2 separate regions of the Homo sapiens genome follow, and region 2 is linked to region 1. Evidence: read pairs that join two places in POLR2A ChIA-PET (ENCODE). Cell type or tissue: Caco-2. All regions are shown on one strand. Each heading gives the region's core, and the rest is flanking DNA. Links, peaks and the distances in the headings are about the cores only. Region 1 overlaps VMP1 (vacuole membrane protein 1). Region 2 overlaps CLTC (clathrin heavy chain).

Region 1 (9,441 bases), core at 476-8,475:
CCTCCTCAGCCTCAGCCTCTTCAACATGAAAATGGAGTGGAAATGATGATCCGTTTCCACTTAATTAATAATAAATATATTTCCTTTCCCTTATAATTTTCTTTGTAATATGGTATACAATACTGTATTAACACATACAAAATATGTGTTAATCTACTATTTATCATTAAGGCTTCCGTTCAACAGTAGGCTATTAGCAGTTAAGTTTTTGGGGAGTCAAAAGTTATATGTGGATTTCCTACTGCACAGGGGGTTGGCACCCCTAACCCACACATGGTTCAAGGCTCAACTGTGGTTCCATCATCTGTACTCCCTTGCCCTGCTGGAGTCTACTTGGCCTCAGTTGCTTTGTGATACATATGGTTCATGCCTTTCTTCTCAATGCCATTCATGAATAGGAGATGCTCTAAAAGGTTTCTTTTGCCTTGGAAGTAGGTAGCTGGTTACTGACTGAATCATTTACTGACAAGGAATATGTTTAGATTCCATTTCAATAAGGTACACACACTATCAAGATGGTGAGGTTAGTTTTAAACAAATATGAAAATGCATATCTTACCCACATGCAGGCTTCAATCCTAACTTTTGAGATGATACTCCACAAAGAAATGGTTCCTTCAGTGCCCTCTTCATCTGGACAAATAATCTGATCAGGATAGGGTGGTTCGGGAAAATTAACTGAATTGCATTCATAAGCAGCTAATGTAACTGAGGCTATATGTGGACCCTATAAAACAAATACAAGAAACTTCTGATAAGAACTATTAAAAAATTATCAATACACATTATTTTAAAAATATATTAATTACTGTGTAAGAAAAATCTTAGCTTTCAAAGAACAAAAATAATTCTAAATAATTTCAAGATGCAGTTAGTAATATGAAGAAAATAATCCTTCCCAGAATCTCTTCCTGGTTGACTTAAAAAAAAATCAGATTTATTGAGGTAAAATTTACACATAATGAGTCACTTATTTGAGGTCTACATTTCAATTAGCTTTGACGAACATATTCAGCCATATAACCACACCAATCAAGATACAGAACATTTCCATTACTGCAAAAATGATCCCTTGGCCAGGCACAGCAGCTCATGCCTGTATTCCCACCACTTTGGGCGGCTGAGCCAGGATGACTGCTTGAAGCCAGGAGTTCAAGACCAGCCTGGGCTACAAAGCAAGACCTCATCTCTACAAAAATTTAAAAAATTAGCCATGCATTGTGGCATGTGCCTGTAGTCCCAGCTACTCAGGAGGTAGGAGGCATTGCTTGAGCCCAGGTGTTGGAGGCTGTAGTGGGCTATGATTGTGCCACTGCACTCCAGTCTGGACAACGGAACAAGGCCCCATCCCTTATAAAAAAAAATCCCTTGTGTTCCTCTGTGGCCAATTCCCTCCCTCAAGTCCTAGTCCCCGGCAACCACTGATCTAATTCCTTGCTTGACTTTTATTTTATTTATCTATATTTCTCATTTGTTAGATAATTCCTTTTATTAAAAAAAACTTCCTGAGCCACTGTTCTTTTAGGCACAATTTGAGAATATCACTTTACGTCCTTACTTAAAAACAGCTGGTGATCTACCACCTCATGTAACCTTTCCCAGTGAGATCATAAAGCAAAAATGTAACTGTGAAACCAGTATCAATGAGTTTTACACAATGGTTCCTAAAAGCACAAGATGAGGTGTCTGCATACTAGGGAGTTGGTTAAAATATAAATTCCTGGGTCCCTTAAGCATAGGTTGATAGATGTCCTCTAGCATACAGTAACTAGCAGCCATCAGCTATTATGAAGATAAATACTTTATTTGTAGAATAAAATTATTTACATATATATACACGAGATTTTATTACTAATTATATTGTGCAAGTATTTCTGAATCTGAAGGTTTCTATTAAAGATTTCTCCAATGATTTTTCATAAATGAGACAGTCCCACAGAAAAGTAAGTGGGCTCTGTGTATAAGAAAGTATTTTAAGATCACTTGATGAAAGAATCTGTGGTTCAAAGTACATAAAATCTAGTGATAAAAATAAAACTAAGACATTCTACTATCAAGATAATAAAATTTTGTTTGATGTTAATATACAAAGTTGTTCACACATATGTGATATTTATCTCTAAATAGAATCGGCATTTTCTGTTAAAATAATACCTAAAAAATGAAATCCTTGGAACTGAATCAGTTAATTATTAGTTTTTTCTGGATCAAAAAAATCGATGTGAAGTTTTAGCCTTTGTTCCTCTTTTTGGGGACTTTTAATTCTTGGAAATGCAGAAATATTAAAGTATTAAAATAATTATATAAGATTTTGAAAATACTTTGACTACTTAGGTTTTTGAAAACTTATGATTAACCATGAAATCTACAATCATTTCTTTAAATGCCAGGTGCACACAAGAGATTTCACACTTGGGGGAAAAAAGAATTATTTTGTGATACTACAAAAAAACCCCAAAGTTTGTGATATTCAGAATAACTGCATAGTTTGTGAAACATTTCTCCTCATACAATTATAGCTATCAGACATAATTAAAAAAAAAAGAAGAAATCAGCTGTAACTTCCACCTTTACTATTAGAAAACACAAAAGAGACATATGAATGCCAATAAGTGAAAAAGAAGAAAATTTAAGAGTTTGTCCATGCTGTCCCCATGTTACTGTCCTCTTTGGCTACAGGTAGTCTACAGCTAAAGTTAGAAATGAATTTCAAGTGAACAAAAATAAATTGCTCTGGGAGCTAAAATAATGAGATTTCTGGGATAGATAGGAAAGAAAAAGCTATATTTGCATTCCAGAAATATAAAAAATGTATCCTAACAGATTAAACACATTATCCAATAAAATAAAAGTTCTTTATAGTTTTCATTTTTAGTTATTCTGAAAAGGGAAATTTTCAACAATCTGATTTGAGAATGTTTTTTCAAGTCTCTGATTTGAGAATTCTTTCTTCTAAAGAAGTCTGTTCATTCACTCAACTAAACTGACATATATTTTCCATAACCACACTAGTAAGTCATGATTACTCAGCCTTTGAGGCAGATGTGGTGGTTCCCAGACAAAATGAACATTAACAACTCAGTTTCTTGTCCTTTGTTCATAGTTTAAACTATATTAAGTGATAGGAAACCTCACAAGTTCTATTCAACATTTTAGCTTAATGGTTTTTAAATATAACCGATTTGAATGAAAAAATATGTTTATATGAAAAATTCAAATAAAAAAATTTTTGATTAAAAGTTTTAAAAGTTACACATAATTCAAACTACTTTTAAAGTATATTTTCTAAAAACTACAAGTCTCACTACAATGTAGCAAATATGAGTCACATTTTTAACCATACTAAACAAAGAAACAAGAGGGTAAAGACCCAAACAGCTATAGTATTAATTGAAAAGCCTAACTGGATAAAACCTGCCACAGGATATAAAATTTATATATTTACTGAGCAGCAGGTTCCAACTCTTGTGGGAGCATGGGTTAGGGATCCTGGTCTATGGCTGAAGGTTTTCTGTCTCACGGCGGATGAAGTAACGGATACTAGACTTTCATTTCTATAGCAAACAATTAGAAAACTGGACAAAATATATGGGACAATTCTTTTTAGACATTGTACTACAGGCAGTACAGGGCTTTGATTACTAAGAGAAGGGATAAAAATGAAGAAACCATACATTGACTCTGGCTTCTTGTCTGTAGACACATTCCATGCCTGCCAAAAATTCCATGGTCAAAAGAGCAAGAGCCCAAACAAAGCATGTTGCTCCTGCCGAGTTGAGAATGAGATTGGGGTTCACGAGTTCAGGATTCAAGAAGGCTGAGGCAGTCAGAATTTATGAGGCAGTATACCAGAAAAGAGAAAGCTACACAGAGAAGGAACTCTAGAAATCTGCACAGGGGTCCCCTTCAGACTCTGGCACACAAAGCTGCATTGCATGCTAAGGTGAGACCACAAGTCCAGGCAAAGAACTACAAGAACTACTGGGAAAAGAATAATTACTGGGGATTTGTAAACTGACCAATTCCCAGAGTTCACACAGGCCTGGGAAACATTTGTGATCAACCAGCTAGAGTAGAGAGACTCAGCATTCAACCCAGAAAGGTCATGCCTGGGTAGGTACGACCTTTCCTTCTGGTCCTAAGGTGAAAGCTACTCTAGTCTGACCCTAACAGGGTTTAAAACAAGTCTTAAAAAGATCAAGCTGATCCACAGGTAACTTAATTGTCCCCTTCACCCTCCCCCCACATCAATGTTCTATAGTGGAAGACAAAATCCATACAATCAACAATTTAATACTACATATCTAGCATTCAATTAAAAATTACTAGCACTCAATATAATATTACTAGATATGCGAAGCAGCAAATTATAACTCATAACCAAAAGAAATATTGCTCAATAGAAACAGACCCAGATTTGATGAAAAGTATCAATCCACAGACTTAAGAAACTGAACAAATCCAGTCAGGATCGACACAAAGAAAATAAAACACATGGGCTGGGTGCGGTGGCTCACGCCTGTAATCCCAGCACTTTGGGAGGCCAAGGTGGGTGGATCATGAGGTCAGGAGTTCGAGACTAGCCTGGCCAACATGGTGAAACCTGTCTCTACTAAAAATACAAAAAATTAGCCGGGCATGGTGGCAAGTGCCTATAATCCCAGCTACTGGGGAGGCTGGGGCAGGAGAATCGCTTGAACCCAGGAGGCAGAGGGTGCGGTGAGCTGAGATCTCAACACTGCATGCCAGCACAAAAAAGAAAAGAAAAGAAAACATATAGGCCGGGCATGGTGGCTCACGCCTGTAATCCCAGCGCTTTGGGAGGCCAAGGTGGGTGGATCATGAGGTCAGGAGATTGAGACCATCCTGGCTAACATGGTGAAACCCCATCCCTACTAAAAATACAAAAATTAGCTGGGTATGGTGGTGCGCACCTGTAATCCCAGCTACTCGGGAGGCTGAGGCAGGGGAATGGCTTGAATCCGGGAGGCGGAGATTGCAGTGAGCCGAGATTGCGCCACTGCACTCCAGCCTGACGTCAGAGCAAGATGCCATCTCAAAAAAAGAAAAAAGAAAATAGAAAATAAAACATAATCAAACTGCTAAAAATCATCACAATCATGTCATAATGAAATTGCTATAATTCAATGACAAGAGGAAAAGTCTTAAAAACAATAGAGTAGATAAAAATAAAACATCTACAGGGAAAAATAGGTCAGACTTTTCATCAGAAATAATGCAAACCACAGGACATCAGAATTACTTCTTTAAAATGTCAAAGAAAAAAATACCTGTGAATCTGGGAGCTAGGGAAAATATATTTCAAAAAAATATATTTCAAAACAGTACTGTGGATTTACGACATATGAGGAAGTAAAATATACAAGAAGTAAAATGTATGACAACTAAAGCATAAATTATAAATTATGGGAGGAGGAAATGAAGAACACTATTATAAGGTTGTTATATTTTATACAAAATGAGAAAACAATACTTCATTGTTCACCCTGTAAGTTAATGGAGCATATTGCAAACCTTAGGACAACCACTAATTTTTTTTTTCTTTTTTTTTTTTGAGAAAGGGTCCTACCCTGTTGCCCAGGCTGGAGGGCAGTAGTGTGATCACAGCTCAGTGGAGTCTTGACTGCCCAGGCTCATGAGATTCTACCTCAGCCTCCCGAGTAGCTGGGACCACAGGCATGCATCACTACACCTAGCTATACCACTAAAAATTTTAAAAGAAGTAGAACAAACAAGCAAATAAATTCAATACCAAAAAAAAAAAAAAAAAAAACACCAAAAAACAAAACAAAACAAAACAAAACAAAAAAATCCTCAGTCCAAAAGAAGGCAGAGAAAAAAGAAAAAGGAATGAAAAATTAGATATGACAAACAGTTTGAGGGTAGACTTAAACCCAATCATATTGATAACTACATTAATTGCAAATGGACCAAATGTATAAATTCAGGCAGACACTGTCACACTGGATTAGTACACGCTGTCTATAAGAAACCCACTTTAAATATTAAGAACCCAGAAAAGAAAGAGTAAAGAAATGGGAAAAGAAAAACCATTTAAAAAATCCATAAAAAAGATAAAGTAGCTAAATTGATATTAGACAAAGTAGATTTAATGACAAAGAATATTAACAGAGATTCATAGGAACAAATGATAAAAGGTCTAATTCTCAGGAAGTCAGACCAATTCTAAATGTGTATACAACCAATAACAGAGTGTGAAAATACATAAAGCAAAAACTGACAGAACACAGAAATGAACAAATCCCCAATTATAGCTAGAAATTTCTTTATTTTATTTTTTTTGAGACAGAGTCTCACTCTGTTGCCCAGGCTGGAGTGCAATGGCACGATCCTGGCTCACTGCAACCTTCGCCTCTGGGGTTCAAGCAATTCTCCTGCCTCAGCCTCCCAAGTAGCTGGGGTTACAGGCACCCGCCACCACACCCAGCTAATTTTTGTATTTTTGGTAGAGATGTGGTTTCACCATGTTGGTCAGGCTGGTTTTGAACTCCTGACCTCAGGTGATCCACCCAACTGGGACTGCTGGCGCAAGATACCACAACCAACTAATTTTGTTGTTGTTGTTGTTGAGACAGGGTCTCTCATTCCATCACCCAAACTGGAGTGCAGTGGCAAGATCTTGGCTCACTGCAGCCTCAACCTCTAGAGTTCTGGTGATCTTCCCACCTCAGCCTCCTGGGTAGCTGGGACTACAGGTGTACACCACCACGCCTGGCTAATTTTTTGTAGAGGTGGGGTTTTGCCTGTTGCCCAGGCTGGTCTCTAACTCTTGGGCTCAAGTGATCTACCCACCTCAGTCTCTCAAAGTGCTGGGATTACAGGTGTAAGCCAGAGTGCCCAGCCCAGCTAATTTTTTTTCATTATTTGTAGACAGGTCTCCCTGTGTTGCTTAAACTCCTAGGCTCAGGGGATCCTCCTACCAACACCTCCCAAAGTGCTGGCATTACAGGTGTGAGCCGGCGCACCTGGCCCAGATAATTTTTTTTTTGTTATTTTTAGAGATGGGTCCCCCTATGTTGCCCAGGCTAGTCTCAAACTCCTGGGCTCAAGAGATTCTCCCAACAAGGCCTCCCAAAGTGCTGGGATTACTGGTGTGAGCCACCACACCTGGCCCCATCTAATTTTTCTATTTTTTGTAGAGACAGGGTCTGCCTATGTTGTCCAGGCTGGTCTCAAACTCAGTTCAAGGGATCCTCCTGCCTTGGCCTCCCAAAGTACTGGGATTAGAGGTGAGCCACCATGCCTGGCACATACATAGTTGAAAACGTCAACATCTATATTTCATTAATTGATAGAACAACTACACTGATAATTGTATGGACACAGAAGATTTGAATAACATAGAAAATACCACCCAGCAAGAGCCAAATATATATTATTTTCAAGTACACATGGAATATTTGCCAAGACAGACCATCTGCTGTGCTATAAAATGAGTGTGAACACATTTAAAAGGATGTGACATGTGGCAAGGTAAAGATCAATACAGGGAGTACATCTTAAAGTGGCAAATAGGCAAGGCAGGGTGGCTCATGTCTGTATTCTCAGCACTTTGGGAGGCTGAGGCGGGACACTCACTGGAGCCCAGGAGTTTTGAGACCAGCCTGGGTAACATGGAGAGACCCTCTCTCTCAAAACAAAACAAAAAATTAGCTGGGTATGGTGGTGTGCACCTGTAGTCCCAGTGAAGTGGAAGGATTGCTTGAGCCTGGGAGTTCAAGGTTGCTGTGAGCTGAGATCACGCCACTGTGACAGAATGAGACCCTGTCTTAAAAAAAAAAAAAAAAAAAAAAAAAGTGGCAAATAAAGGTCTGTTTTATTTTTGGTAACTCAGTATAGTTATTCTAGACGAAGTTAAATCAACAAGATAGCTTGGTTATTTGCAACATATTGGACATCTGGATTTGCTTCATTTCAGAGTTCCATATATCTAGTCTCATGAGCTGTATTACATTATATTTTCCAAAGATTGGTAATGGAATAATTTTGCCTTGTCCAGGATAAAAGATGTAGTGCTTGGCCAGGCAGGAGTATGTCTGGGTGAGAGCAAACTATACTTAGATGAAAGGGTAAGATTTCTAGTAAGAGCAGATGTAGGTACTTGTCTGTGGAAAAAGATATTTTATCTTTTAAAAACTCTTTTTACATAAGTTTAAAAAGTTACATTTCCATGATTTACATTCTTTCATGAGTTTTAGTGATTAGAAAAGTTTTAGTGATTAGAAAAAAACCAAACTAATTCTATGTAATCAATTTTTACTCTAGCTTTAAGAATAACAATACACTACTAGTTCTTCTAATTAAGAGAAACTTAGAATTCAAAAAAAATTGTCCTAGAAGGGTAAAATTATACAAAACCACATCTATCTATCTATCTATCTATCTATCTATCTATCTATCTATCTATCTATCTATCTCCATCCTAATCTGGTAGTGAAGAGTTTTAAGTAGTTTTCTGATAATAATATAGTATCTATGTTAAGCCCAGAGAAAGAAATCCTTGTGCCACAAACACTAATTAGGGTCATAGTAAGAAAGGGGTGAATATATTCATACTTGAATTTGTGAAAAAATCATATTAGTAAAATGATAAATCAGTATGTACACTGCTGCTTAATATTAAGTAAAACATTTTCTGGATTTTGAACTTTTCAAGTTTTCTGGATTTATACTACAGCGGCTCATGATTTACTATAATTGTACCTTCTTCACACACTTTGTAGCATTTAAAGGACTGAAAAGGTTATACTCATGTCTATGTTTCATCAAGAAAAACAGTATACCATCCAAAAGACCAGAGACAGAATACTGTTGGGTTTACTTTAGGGTCCTGTCTTACAGAGATATCTTTTAAAAACGAAAGACCTAAAATGTTCATATTAATTATTAGCCTAATTCAGGCAAGTATACTTATCAACCGAGATGAAGACTACAACATCACATTAAGAGTGCAGAATGTGTGTTGTGTGTGTATGAGTATTTTTAAGGAAGGCAAGCAGACAAAACAGACAGACAGACATTCTTCCACTCTAGACGGCTCCCTCAGAACTGATAAAACATTCCTAAAGACTGGAGTTGTTTGGACAACATCTGTAATGTCAATTCATAGCCTAATCCATCATCTATACACAGAAGTCAAGTGAGATCCCAAAGGCAAAATTTCCAATTAGTTTTGTCTGGAAAGTTTAGGGCAAAGGTAATAAAATCAAGAATCCTGTGCTGATTCACTGGGAAAACATTTATTTGCCATACTTCTTCACTAAGGAACAAAAGCAGTCAGTGGTTAGTCTGGAATGTGATTCATTAGGAATATCTGGGTGATAAATAAACAAAAAAAGATGAAAAATGGTTGTTTGTATGACTTGCAAAACCTTTGTTTTCTTTCAGGGGACTTCAGAA
Region 2 (9,441 bases), core at 1,311-9,310, 75 kb after region 1:
CAAAACTATCCTGTCCTCTAAATTCCTAAAGTACTTTTTATCTACAGTAAAAAGGAGACAAAACCATAATAAGTGTATATATTATTATTTGTGTCAGTAGCCTGATATATAATGGTTATATATATATATATGTATATATATATATATATTTTTTTTTTAAGGCGGAGTCTTGCTCTGTCACCCAGGCTGGACTGCAGTGGCACGACCTCGGCTCACTGCAACCTCTGCCTCCCGGGTTCAAGCGATTCTCCTGCCTCAGCCTCCCAAGTAGCTGGGACTACAGGCATGTGCCACCACGCCCGGCTAATCTTTTGCATTTTTAGTAGACACGGCGATTCACTGTGTTAGCCAGGATGGTCTCAAGCTCCTGACCTTGTGATCCGCCCGCCTCAGCCTTCCAAAGTGCTGGGATTACAGGCATGAGCCACCGCACCCAGCCATAATGGTCATATTTTTATGTTCCCTCACCTGGTTATTGTGCTTCTACCTATACTCTTCAAAGTGATTGTTCAAATGAATCTGTTCACCAACTATGAAATGGAAAGGAGCAGTAATTCAGACATGTAGGTTTAAGAAGACATGAAATTGTCTTAAATATTCACTTGAGAGTTTGAAGATCCTATCTCTCTGGAAAGTTCTCAAATGGAAACTCTACCCAGTTCTCTGCCCCAGTTAGAATTTAAAATGAGGATGTATTCTTTATGTAAAGCATACTAAAGACAGCCTTGGCATGTTCTCTCACCTTTTGCTCTTTTGAAAATGGAATTCATCAATATTTCTTTTTCAGTAATTTATGAGCAGGTAATGCGTGAGGGACCAGATGATAGGAAAGATTCATGTTATGATTTTAAATGACTATTTTTGAGTTTTCTTGTATTTAAGATTATTTTAGTGAATAATATCAACACCTGCTTTATGACTTCTCAGAAAAAAAATCAGACAGTAGAGAGCAGTATTTCTTAGAAAGCCTTTTGCACTTTAGAAGCTTGTTGTATTCTATTTTGAGGCACAGTCTCTAAGTAATTAAATATTTGTCTAATGAATTTTTTGAGGTTACAGAGAGAGATTACCATAAACAATGGGTTGTGTCTCTGTAGCTTGTTCTTCTTCTTTTCTCAGTGATTCTGAAGCATCTAATTTATCCACCTGGAGAAAAACACATCATGTTAATTAGCACCCCAAAAGTATTATAAACCTAGGTTTATGGCAGAAAGTGGAAAAGCCTTAGTATGTTAAATTCTGTCAAAATAAAACAGACTAGAAAGAACATTCTCAGTCCCCCTCAAATTCAATGGCAATGTTCATACTTCAGTCCAGGTGGTTTTCAGCACTGTCATTATAAACCCTCAGGAAGGAGGGATTCAAAATGCCATAAAAGCTCATGCCAGACTAAAACTGGGCATGCTAGGATGCAGCCTGAGGGAGGGAGAAAACGAGAAGGAACCACTTTTCAAATGAAGTTTAAAACTGATCAGAGGTAATAATGAATTCATGGTCTGGCAATACTTCCCTCCCCAAAGCAAATGGTATTCAAAAAAGTGAAATGATCCTAGTGACTGGACAAGTATTTGGGCAGAATAAGCTATTCTTTTGCCAATTGTGTATAACTTCTGATGATATTGGTTATAGCTGCAGACTGAAGTTTAAGATTCAAGTGGCTCCATATTCAATCTTTTTGCATAAAGAAAGGCTGCATGTTTTAATACTGTGTGGGCTCTGTTATCTAAGAAGTAATCAGGAAAGCCTGATTTTGTCCCAAAAATGTTTGCTTTTAATTGAGCCAAAAGTAAATGGCTACTATATGCTAGCTACTCTTCAAAGTGGATAGTATCAGACAGAAGTAATTCTGTAGAGCAGGCCAAATGTATTAGTGAAAGAAAGGAATTAGAATGCCTGGATCCTTCCACTAACTAGTTGTGTGACCTTGGCAAACCATTGCACTGGCCCTCAAATTTCCTTTCCTATATAATGAGAAGATTGAACAAAATGATCTGCAGTTTCTTCTAGGGCTAACATGATTTGATTCTGTAATTCTGTAATGAATTAGACAGAAGTGACATTACAACCCTGGGACTAGAGAATCTCCTTCACTATACAAATTCCATTGCGCCTTTTACACTATATTTGTCTTTCAATATTTAAAAGCTGGTCTCTCAACCAAAGCCTTATACTTGGTCTGTCATTATACCTAAGTAAAACTAAATTTCAAATCTCAATGTTATCTATTACTGGTGGTTTTCAATGTCATAAATGTGCTGCATGAGACGGGGGGCCAAGGTGCAGGGGGAAACACTTTATGAATGCTCACTGCATGTTCTTCAAAAAGGCAAATTATGAAAAATCACTCAAAAAAAAAAATTGTAGACTTCAGTGGAAAAGTTTCTAAAAACCAGGTCCTAAAAAGATTAAGGCAGCACCTCATTTCTGTTTGAAACTATTAAAAAAGTATCTTTCAGTCTTCACATAGGCCATTAAGGTTAGGGCACTGTTTTATATTTAATTGTTTCATATTAAATACCATAAATATGAGTCTAATCCATCTTAATTTGTTAGGGAACTGAAAGTTTGAGAAAAGTAAGCCTAAGTAGGCTCCTTCAGATGAAATGTGGTTTAATTTCTAGCCTAGGAAGATGGATTAGTTTACTTTTATACACTATTATCCTACTTTATAGTCTAAATGATGTGTTACAAATTACCCTAATATCAAATTAAAGACTATTATGTAGTATAAGTACCATATGAAATGTCCATTTTTTGGCATCCACACTTAGAACAAAAATTATTAGTTATAGAACTTAAAGCACAGCTCTGTGCCATCAAGGATCAGATGGGGTTTTGCTAACTAACCAGTATTCAAGAAAGAGCTACAGAAGTTATAAAGAAAAATACATGGATGCCTGTATATTAGTAACTTCTAAGAAAAAAGAAGAAAAATGAAACAACCAAAAAGCCACCACTGCATAATACATTTCCGGACTTCCAGGGAAAAGAATCTGAAGTGAACATGTGTTTAAAAGTTAAGGTCTGAATCAGATGTTGAACACAGAAGTCCTATTAGAGAAACACATGGAAGACTTAGAAGAGCTGGCAATATCACAATGCCCTGGCATACACATAGGAAGTTTGGGCGTAGGGGGAAGAATTCTGAAGGAATAGCATCAAGCTAAGCAAAAAGTTTGATTCTTCTATATAATGGGACAGCCTCTGGCACAGGGACTTTCAATTTTTGTTTCCACTGATCCAATTTAGATTGCTCAAAAAAAAAGCAGAGAAGTCTTTTAAGAACACAAGCTTTTGTTAAGAGCTGTAACTAAAGTTTCTGATCCTTGGATTTAAAAAGAAAAATTACAGGTAAGCATGTCAATGAATTCAGTTCCATCTGTACTACTGAAAATTCACTAAAATGTAAAAGGCTTTTCCACAAAGACTGCAATGTGCTGCAGAGGAAAAGTAACATGCAGTCAGTTATTTTGGTGTATGTGTGCATGAAAAAAAGGCAAAAGTACTGAAGCAAGAAGTGAGGTCTGAAGATGACTTGCTATACAGGCTCTCAAGAAACACACACAGCCCACAGCAATGCTATAAGAGTTTCAAAAATAGTATGATGTAATTGCAATGACTGTTGTACATGCTTCATTTAAAACAATGCATAACACTGCAGTTCAATTACCTGTTTTTCACACACACGCTTTCTAACTGCCTTGCTTACTAGCTGCTGAAGGGTCTCACACACAATGCATTTTACTCAGGTTTGCCCTAAGTTCCAGTGGTGATTCCAGTTTGGTTCAACATAATCCCAAGGCATTGTCCCCCACCCAAATTCTTTTAAATTTGTTTCAACTCTCCTTTACCTTCCCACCCTTTTCTAACCACAATTTGATAACAGACGTAAGTTTGTTTCATTTATATTGGGATGGAGACAAGCCAATGAAGGAAGCAGCAACCAAAAGGTGCCTGAATTTGACATCCTTGGACAAGCCAACTGATAAATAGGAGAGCAAATTTTAGGTAGCTTCAGAGGTATGCCTTATTACAGAAAGTAGAAGTTAATACTTTGTTAAAAATAATTCATGTTGCTTAGCAACAATTATAGCAAGCTTGGCTCTCATGATTAAAAAGGTTTTGATTCCTCTTAAAAATGGACTAGCACCATAAGAACTGGACACCTGGAGAAACATGAGGAAAGTCTCTTCGGAAGCAGCTAGTATCTCTCGTATCTACTTTCAGCAAAAAATTAGTAAGAATCAAGAGATCAGAAACTGGATCACAGTCCTTCAATACAAAAAAAAAAAAACCCCAAAAAGCCTTTTAGGGCATGTATATATACATATATAAATTCGACAACTGTCAGGCAAGCTCACAAAGTAAAACCAGAGGCTGTTTTAATTTACTTCAAGGATTATGACAGTCCTATTATGGTCCAGATACCCTGACAGGGAAGAGAAATTTCCTGTTACTTTGAAATTAATATGGAAACTCACCATACTCAGTTTTTCATAATATATTTAAGAGAGACTGTGAACCAACTACTGATTAGCCTCCTGCCCTTCCTAAAGCCTATTAGCCGATTAGTAGCAAACGTCTACTAATGTCCTACAGCTCTATTAAAGTTATGTTTCAAGGGACTTGCAGAGGCTTTAGTGAAAATTTATTGGGGGGAAAAAGCAGCAGCAGCAGTGTAGAAGAGGAAGGAAAAACATCATGCAAATTCCTTAGACTTAGTCCTCCAGACTTAAAGATGTTAAAGAATCAACTTTCACCTTTTCCTTTATTGCATCAACCTGCAAAGGAATTCAGAAGGTGCAGCTTAGAAAAAAAATCAATTCCATATTGAGCATAAAAAGGTAGAATCAGCAACAAAGGTTTAGGGAAGAAACATCTAACCACTAAAAAGGTATGAGAGAAGTGAAAATAAAGGGCATACTGGAAGCAAAATTTAGAATTTTGTGTAACTTCAAAGCTTAATGCAGAAGAATTTATGCTACAGTATGAAAGAAAGCAGCTTAATCACTAGAAAAATTTACAGCACTTAGGTTAACAGCAGCTTAAAGACAGGTCTCACAAGTTGGCATTATGTTTAAGAAGCTATTCTCATCTATGGCTAAGATAAGGCAACATGTTTTTTCTCTTACATTGAATACAGAAAATGTTAATTCTTTAAAAACTTTAAACAGACACAATGGTATCTAATTAAATGGTATCCTGAGGAAAAATTCAGTATGGGAGGGGTTGTTGGTAGCGCTTCTTCACCCTCCCATCCCCCCAACTCAGGCAGGCTGAAGGAATCAGATGTGAGACTCTGATTTTAATCATGTTTTTTGCTTTGACGAAAAGGATCCTCTAAAACCATTTAAAAATGTTCTACAGAGAGACAGCTAGTAACTGCTGAAGATAGGGTGAGTAAATTCATACATCAAAAAAGGACACTAAGACGAATAGTGAATGTTATAAGGCAATTAGACCCCCAGCTTGTTTTTTTTTTCCCATGTTCACCTCCTATGGTATTTTTAAATCAGGGGTTAAACTATCAAAAAAATTGTGAAGATTAAAAGGATGTTAAGAATATACATGCAGCTTCCCCAGGGGAAACAGGCATAGACATCATTAAAGTCAGGAACCAACCAAATAAAAGGGAATCTACAATACTAGTCATGAATATTTGAGTCACAAGAACTGATTTTGAGAAAAATACTATTTTGAAATAAAATTTATCAAAGTTTTTTAAATAAAAAAATACATAGATTATTTTCACCCTCATAAATACACTGAGGGTAAACAGCTACATTTGAGTTCCCCTTCCAATCAGTGTCATTTGTCAGCTATTAAAAAAAAATTTCAAAAGAACAGGAATATTTTATGATCGACTAAATGACTTACTTCTACTAAAGAAAAAAGCATTTAAAAAAATTAATGTGCATGTAGAATTTTACATGCAAGGAAACTAGTTCTGAATACACTTAGAAGAGTCATTACCTTTGTCAAGTACTCCTTCATGACCTGGATGAAATAGGGCATGGCAAAATCCATGATATTGTGCCTCCATGCAGTTTCTAGGACGACATCTGGCCTTAAAAGATCGTAACAGGTAAACAGACAAGCTCCAAAGCACTCTCTTTTTTCTTCCTGCAAAAACCACTGCAGGAGTTCTTCAGCCAATTCAGTATCTTTAGATTCAGAAGCATACTGCATTGCATCCTATTCAAAGAAATAGTGAAAGTCAAAAACATTAGACCCCACATACTGAACTAGTAAACCAAGAAAAACAATGGAAACTTTCCAATATAAATCTGGTTTTGCAAGGGGAAAAAAGCCTCCTAGTTGTATCATTTAAATTAAAATTTTCAAAGAAGAGATAAGCTAAAAGCTTTTTTTTCCCCAGACAAGTTTGACCTTAACATAAGAGAGCCCCTAGAATCAAGAAATCCATTAACTTAAATTGCCTTAAAGTCAGCTCTCATATTCACAAAACCAATACTTTTATTTATAGATTATAATCACTTGTAACACCATTTTAGGCCTGGTTTAAAACAGCCCCTGCCCCGCAACTTTATCAACCTTGTAAAGGCTGTCTTTCTTGCACAGCTCTACACTCTGTTTCCAGCGATTGTTGCCTTTGAAGAGATAAGCAGCAATTCTCCTGAACTCAATGAGTTCATGTTTTTCCAAACGCTGAGCAAGCGAGATATTGTCAAAGTTGTCATAAGCATCTATTGATGTTCGCAGAGCCTTAAAAAAAAAAAGCCATCCAAATGCCAGATCAGTATTTTGTTTAACATTATATTCCGTTCTCAATCAATGAGCCCCTTAGATGGTAACATGTAATATGACACCTAGATTCAAGCATCAAAAGGTATGATTTTTCATTTTACCTAAAGATACCATTTTCTCCAAGATTTTCACTATCAAGGACTAACATATGGCTATGAAATGGACAATATTTCTAATTTGGAGGGCAAGATTTTTTTCTTTTTTTTTGAGATGGAGTCTCCCTCTGTTGCCCAGGCTGGAGTGCAGTGGTGATGCAATCTGGGCTCACTGCAACCTGCCTCTAGGGTTCAAGCGATTCTCCGGCCTCAGCCTCCCGAGTAGCTGCTACTACAGGCACGTGCCACCACAACCGGCTAATTTTTTTGGTATTTTAGTAGAGACGGGGTTTCATTGTGTTAGCCAGGATGGTCTCGATCTCCTGACCTCGTGATCCGCCTGCCTTGGCCTCCCAAAGTGCTGGGATTACAGGCGTGAGTCACCACGCCTGGCATGGAGGGCAAGATTCTGTGCTCTAGAGAAACTTCTGATAAAACTCAGCATGGCAGCAGTACAGATCTGCATGCGCTGAGCCTCAAAGAAAATGAAGAGAGAGAAAAAAAGGCAAGTAGCTTAAGCTTAACTCTACTTCACTTTTGCTTGTGAAATCCTTCATAAGAGAAAGTTTATACAAACACTAATAAAACAGTAGGCAAGAAAAATGGTGAATAAATATAGTTAATACCAAATAAATTTTATGAATTAGTTAAGTGGTCAAAGACATTTTTGACTCTACCTACAATCTAGATGTTAGAGATAAAGTAATCATATCATTTTTTTCAAAAGCAGTATCTTATACAAGATCTGAGCAAAATTCTGAAAACTTGGCACTTAATTAGAAGATTTATCAATCCTGAAATCTTACTAAATTTAGATCCTAGGTATGCAAGCACCTACTGTTTACAATCCTAAAGGATAATGGCTTTTTTAAAAAATGGGAAAACATAACTTTATGAGTCTTGAGATTATGTGCAAGAATCAAAAGGTTTTACCTGATAATCTTCTTCTGTAATAAAAAGATTGTTCAATGATTCATTCACAGATTTGTTGTTATGGTTCTGAACTGAACGCAAATACGGTTTCACCAGTGGTAGCTGTTTAACCTTTAAAATAAAGAGTTTGTTACAAATATAGCACATTATTGAAGTCCCAGGGACAAAAGTTATCGAAGTATGTCCTAATTCCTTGCTATGAAGCTTTGGTTTAAAATTATTACTTTACCTTGCTGAAATAATTGACTGCACGAGTGTGATCCAACCGTGGAGACAGCACCATCAGCAAATCATTTAACAACAGAGGCTTGAATTCTAAGTAGAACTGTATTGCTCTGTAGTATAGTTCCACATTGGCAACCTACAATGGGAAAATCCATACATAAGTCAGTTACTTCCTAATGAGCTTTCTCCTTCTGAATCCTTTATCTTCTGAAGAAAGTACACACCTTGGTAATGATATCTTTGAATTGCCCTTCTTTCCAGGCATCAGTTGGATGATTCATCATGGTAATTATGGCATTATCATATTCTTCATACTTGTCATACAAAAACACCAGTTCTGCCCAAAGATGAGCTTGTTCTGCAGCTCTTAGCACCTGCATAAGAAAGACTTAATTGCTTTAGATATGAGTCTAGCTAACAGCCTTAAAAAGAATAAGATATTTTGAAGCATTAGTTTTAACTACACAGTTGCTTCACTGTGTTACAATGACTGGTTACCTTGGGAATATTCACTCTAGACCAGAACAGCTCCAGGTGCTCCCTCATTTTCTGAGGCTTAAATTTAGAGTATAGAATAGCTAATTCAGTAAACATTCCCATGTGAGCTCGCTCAAGTCCCAGTGCTGCTTCCAACATGGTGATCAGCTCTTCAAAATAGCCACGATCCTGAACAAGAGAAATGTGCAGTTAAAGATAAGAATATCTATGGTAAAAGATCTCAGGTCATATAAAAGTCTCGTTAATACCTGATAGTAGTTGATAAGTTCTTCTAATTCATCTGCATGTACAACAATATGAAGTCCACACATCTGAGCAAGACGGAATTCTTTCCCATCTACACAGGCGAAGCAGACCTAGAATAAACATTTCCTTTCTGTGAACTCAAATGTAAAACATGGCTAGTTATTTAAACTAATGTTTAAATAGCGTTTCTTTAATTCTTCACTCAAACTTGGGTTTAGATTACCTCTTTCCATGTTCGAGTACTGTTAGCTTTCCTAGCCCCATCAACAGCTGCCTGATATTCACCCAGGTGAACCAGGGTAGATGCCAAACGTCCAAAATTGGAAACATTATTGTACAACAACTTAGCAGCATCATACATTTTTTCATCATAACAACGGTCACCAACCTGGAAAAAAAAAGGTAACCCACATTCAGCAAGATATTAGTGTGAGCTTAATCCTCTTTTCAAATTGATATCTTCACAATGAGAAAGAATTTGTTTTCCTATAGATTTTTCCTTGGAATTCTTCAGTTATGATGTTTTGATCCTACCAAGCTAATCAAGTAGCCCAACTAGTTTTTCTTAAATCTGAAAAGGAAACCCACTTGTTGGATATGAGCATTATTTGGTCCATTGATAAATTCTTCTAACTCTGCAAGGCGGTTTGTTTTAGCCAGTGCGAATATCAGTTCT

Evidence for each region. ChIA-PET counts read pairs that join two places held together with the same protein. Peaks named below come from ENCODE experiments on the same cell type or tissue, not always from the same donor. Only the 100,000 strongest peaks of a DNase experiment are listed, where the experiment ranks them.
Region 2: POLR2A ChIA-PET joins it to region 1 with 5 read pairs; 3 of 35 experiments call an interaction of 5 or more read pairs at or near these places.

What each region holds. Positions count from the first base shown.
Region 1 is chr17:59,756,257-59,765,697 of GRCh38, reverse strand. VMP1 (vacuole membrane protein 1) reads right to left here. Exons shown (of 12, transcript NM_030938.5): 6 at 560-727. Among named protein-coding and RNA genes, the nearest start is that of VMP1, 53 kb to the right of the region's middle. In Caco-2, for the core only: no CTCF peak of the experiment used is centred there; a DNase peak (open chromatin) is centred at 3,757.
Region 2 is chr17:59,682,341-59,691,781 of GRCh38, reverse strand. CLTC (clathrin heavy chain) reads right to left here. Exons shown (of 32, transcript NM_004859.4): 22 at 9,354-9,441; 23 at 8,989-9,153; 24 at 8,768-8,875; 25 at 8,520-8,687; 26 at 8,246-8,395; 27 at 8,026-8,157; 28 at 7,797-7,907; 29 at 6,556-6,726; 30 at 5,974-6,195; 31 at 1,071-1,146. Among named protein-coding and RNA genes, the nearest start is that of PTRH2, 20 kb to the left of the region's middle. RefSeq lists a silencer at 6,440-6,734 and an enhancer at 7,397-8,596. In Caco-2, for the core only: no CTCF peak of the experiment used is centred there; no DNase peak of the experiment used is centred there.